Regions from separate parts of the Homo sapiens genome. Here region 2 is linked to region 1. The links are chromatin loops, found by intact Hi-C in ENCODE. Cell type or tissue: PC-9. All regions are shown on one strand.

Region 1 (2,500 bases):
GATATAGGAGAAAAATAAATAGAAAAATCTACTTGCAACCAAATTCAGGGACTTTGGAGGGTTTAAATGACTAACACAAAATGTTTGCTGGTAGAACTGGCACTTAGAAAGCATAAGATACCAACTGTAAAGATCTCACCAAGCAAAAGGCTCTCTTTTCATGGAAGCAGTAGAACAGTGAGAAAATAAATTCAAATCCTAAGAACTAACCGTGTTGTATGGATGATGGATGATGTGTCTTCAGTTATTGTTAATATAAAATTTCTATTGTCCTTTTAAATTCCACCTACCATATTAAATTGGCAGTTTCATCGCCATATTCCAATTCCTTCTCATGCTTAATTCCCTCATCATTCTGTACTGTTTCTTCTCATGTCCGTACAAGTACAAGGAAGTGGCAGAGCTGTCCTCAGCACAAACTTTGCCTAAGCGTCTCTTATGCCACTTTGGCACCTGAGACTCAAAAGGGGAGCATGAAACGTCTAATTTTTGCTTAGCTCTGTGCTGGTGCCAAGCCAGCTCCAGTCAAGAGATTTAGTAAATAATGGCAATAAAACTTATTAAGAAAGAATGTCAGGGCTTTCCTACATACTGTATATTTTTTTTCTCCAGGAAGAATTTCCCTTCAAATGTAAGATTTCCCTGTCCTAGCATGTGCGCTTTTTGCCAAAATCTCCTCTTGTTGAGTGACAATGAGTTCAAATGATGCAGTAAGTCACTTTTGACCTCTCATTTCATTCATTTTGTCACAAGTGACAGGTGTTTAAGCTGAACTATTTTCCTGCTTCTGCAGGACTAATGACCTTGAGCTTGTGAAGGTAAATTTTTTGAGGCAAAAACTAGTAAGGAAGTAAATGATTCTCTCAAGATTTCCTTACTAAATACTTCACAGAAGTCTAATGCTGCGGCTTAAGTATGAATTGTCATCTTCAGTACAATGTGGAGTTAATATTTAGCCTTTATTTTTTTTCCTTGACTAGTTTTCTCTTTGCTCACTCAAGCAAATCTTGTGCCTTTTCCTTTTATGTTATTCATTTTTGATTTGTACACTTTTCATCAGTGAAGGGGAGTTTCTGTGGGAGGAATTGTTGTCATTTGAAAGATTCTCTTAAAGCATTTGAATGATATCTTAAATAATAGCGATTTATGTGTCTAAAGGCAATTAAGGTAAATAAATTCAGTATTTTGACTTTTTAAAATAATGCATGTTATTGAATTCTTCCCCACATTGTTGAAACTTTGCATGAATTTGGTTTCTAAAGGCCAACGCTAGGGGTCACCCTTCCTTATTTTAAAGTTTTAGTCATTGTCCAGAACCCACTGACAGCCCATTAATCTCCAAAGAAAGTAAGGAATTTTGTAAAGAAAAGCAAAAGACTTTGGCTCTAAGAGTGCTAGTAATGTTGCTTTTTGTCCTTGCCCTGTCCTGAAGCCCAAATTTGTAACAAAATTTTATGAATGAGGAAATGATGTTGAGCTTTTGGGGGGCAAAAATATTCTGAGAATAAAAATTTATTCAGCTTGAGGTAGGACTAAAAAAAATAAGCATTTTAGAGTATTATTTATAGGGTATTATTTGAAACCATTAAATTTAAAAATGCATTTTTAATTTAATAACCTGTATTATAGATATGATACTGAGTTTACTTAAGAAAATAGTACAAATGTCTTCATAAAATGAAATGGGAGGACTTAATGATTATGCATATCAGACTATGGGCTTATAAAAGTTAGCTGAGAATGAAATTTTAGATAAAAAGTGTATGCTGAAATATATAATGTTTGTTCATGCTTTTTTGTTTGGCGTGTGTGTGAGTGTCTGGTTGAAAGAATATTTCCATGTATAATGATGCAAAGAATTTGCATAGTAGAAATCACTAGTTCATAGATTTGCTCTGCAGTTGTTTTGAAGGTAAGTTTAATAATTTTGTCAGGAAGCTGGTGTCTCACTCTGTCCCTATTTCTTCTTAGCTGGATTATTTCACACATAATATGGCTCTAAAAGAGATCACAATTCTCTCCAACAGTCTTGAACTGTTTTTGCTTTCATTTAAAAACAGTTACCTCTGCCCTTATACTTTTTCCTTGTTTTGAAAGTGTTCCCATTGATCTTTTATTTCATTCATCCAGATTATAAAGATAATAATCTCAGTTATGAAATGTTTATTTGCTAAGCACAGAGGCTTCGCATCTTCATTTTCGAGGTGAAGAAACTGAGGCACAGTAATGTAAATGGAATGCCAGAAGCAGGATCTGAACTGAGGCTGCCAGACACCAGAATATATGAATACATTCCTAAACTTTAGGTTGTGCCGAATTGGCTACCCAACCACAAAACTGCATATCAGTTACACAGCACACATGCATAAGTGCCCCCAAAGCACCTAAACATGAGGTGGGAAATGCACAATTACCAGGAATTTTCTGAAGATACTGATGTAATTTCAAATGAATGATTCTAACAGTGGCATTTTGGACACAGTAGTGGGATCAGTAGAGT
Region 2 (2,500 bases), 360 kb before region 1:
AGATAGATATCTTCATAGAAACAGGCTCCCAACACCAAGCAAACTTCTCGTTTGATGCTCAGCAGCCCCAGCACTGCAGGGAAGCTAGCTGGGTTGGACCTACTATATTATAGTACCTTGGTCTCTATGTGCCACCTTCTTTAAGGATGTAAACTCCATAAGCGAAGAATAATCTACTACTCTGTTGACTTTTCTAACCCCATGCCTGGTATATGGTAGGCCCTTAATAAATATCTGTTGATGTATGGTTAATTTAAATGCAGTTCTACTATATTCTGCATGCTGGTTTTCCAACACTGACAATTGGCGACGCTGAATTATCCAGGACTCCATCCCAAACCCTCCCCATTTAATTCTAACCAGTTTGTCAGCATTTACTTAAAGAGAGATTTCCAATATCACAGGATTCTAGAATCCAAGGAGTATGTAAAACCAGCCATTAGAATACCCACTTGGGCCCAAAGTAGTAGAAGGCTCAAAGCCAACTATCGACAAATTCAGTGACTTAACCTAATGTATCCAATATTATCCAACCTGACATAACTTGCAGCACTTTTAAAAACACCAATACCCTGGCCCTCACTTAAATTTAAGTGGTCTCAGGGCGGGCCTGGCACAGTTTGCTTTCTTAGCTTCCAAAAGAATCTAAACCGTCAAGTATGATCACCTCTGACCTTTGACTAATCTCCGAATCAAGTGTTGGCACAAGGCCAATACTACAATAAAAGATAATATTAAGTATGGTGATAGAGAGCATTTCTCCTTCTAAATTATTTCATATATAAATCAAACCACTAACTTGGGCCTCATTAATACTAGGTCCCTACATCAAACACAGGTTTCTTAGCACATAATAGCAATACTGAAATGGAAACCATTAACTACTATAAAAATTACAAAGTAATGTCCTACTTGAGAGTTTGAGAGAGCCTTCGGGAAAAAATATTCTCACTTTAATGATTTACAATGTTAGTTCAATTTTATAAAGCAATTAAATGAAGCAAATCCAGTACTTAATTTTTGAAATTTGACTCTCTAATGTGCATACATAACCTTCCCATGTTCACAATAAAAAATAATGCAAAATGCACAGATGTCCTCTCATTCCAAAATTGCTGAGTTTGTTTTGTAAGTCACTGGATTTAAATCTACAGGTGTCAGAAAATTAACAGGTCCCAATTTCACTGAAATATAGACATGAAAAGCAAAGGCTCACACACAGGGACAACAGAAAGCAGAGACTAAATTTAATGAATAAATTTAGGGTGACAGAGAGCAGAGAATATAAACTGAAGGAGGAACTAAGATGAAAAGAAAGGGATAGAGCCATGATCAACACTTACTCTATTTAAACAAACAAAACAAAATCCATTCATGTAAGAGGAATTCCAATAAAAGGAGAGATGTATTAACAATAAACTGTTCTGTTAAAAAAGAAAAAAAAAAAACGTCAAAGTGCAGACAAATCTGTGACGAGGCCAATGACCAAGATCCTGCTTTTACTGGTTGCTTCCTCTGACTAGTTGGAGCTTCCTTTGAATAATCCTAATTTTCCCCCAATGAAACTTTATCATTCCTGTCAACTCACTTCCAATTTATTTTTAACACAAAATAAATGCTACTAACTCAAGATTGCTACTAACTGGAATGAGGAGTATCTGAGTCAGAAATTATTTTCCTTTAACTCTTTAGGACCACAAAACCTAGAGTGAGGGGTGAGCCATGACAATTGTCACCTTAACTCCAAGTAGCTACGTGCTCTTCACCAAGCAAGTACTGCTACTTCTCTGCAACTAAGTTTCCATGTCTGTAAAGTAAGGCATTTGGACTAGGTTTCTACAGTACTCTCTAGTTCCAAAGTACAATACAATTATAGACTACAATAATGGTCTTTAAAATTCAGGCACCAGGAAGTCTTTCCATTATTCAGAGGCTATAGAAGAATAAAACTCTTCACTCTATTTAAAAAAACAAAACAAAACAAAAAACAAACAAACAAAAAAAAAAACACACACACAGCAATAACAACAAAAAAATCACCCAAGAGCTAAACTACATAGTTGACTTAATTCACGTTCTTTTAAAGAGCCTTGGCTTTGCATGCAGTTTAAATTCTACCATCACTTCACAAGTCAAGTTTCCTGCCTTTAAAAGATATATTACACATTTTACCAAGGGAAAGAGGTTATTTCCCCATTACTGTCCCACCACTCTTTCCTTGAAATTTTACAGAATCATTTCCCACTTCTATATTCCTGAAGAAAAGGTGGCAGTTTTGAGAAGTGCAGTAATGATTATAGAGAGTGAGCTCTTTTCCAAAGTACAGTTTAACTTTGAAGAGAAAAATGAAAATATTCCATATGTAAATAACGTTTAAAGGCAGGGAACCCCAGGTAAAACCTCAGATATAAGAACAATATAGATAGACATTTTACAAGAACAATATAGATATTTTATAAGACATTCAAAATATATCAGATCCTGGTCTGATAAATAGGAG

The links. A loop is a pair of places that touch in the nucleus more often than their neighbours do. Peaks named below come from ENCODE experiments on the same cell type or tissue, not always from the same donor. Only the 100,000 strongest peaks of a DNase experiment are listed, where the experiment ranks them.
Region 2: a loop joins it to region 1, with 3 times the contacts of the local background. A loop is called at or near these places in 2 of 110 quality-filtered maps.

Annotation. Positions count from the first base shown.
Region 1 is chr6:128,724,548-128,727,047 of GRCh38, forward strand. No RefSeq gene overlaps it. Among named protein-coding and RNA genes, the nearest start is that of LAMA2, 160 kb to the right of the region's middle. In PC-9, CTCF peaks have their summits at 1,278 (motif pointing right) and 1,480; a DNase peak (open chromatin) is centred at 1,294.
Region 2 is chr6:128,366,954-128,369,453 of GRCh38, forward strand. All of the region lies in intron 2 of PTPRK (protein tyrosine phosphatase receptor type K), which reads right to left. Among named protein-coding and RNA genes, the nearest start is that of PTPRK, 150 kb to the right of the region's middle. In PC-9, no CTCF peak of the experiment used is centred here; a DNase peak (open chromatin) is centred at 1,368.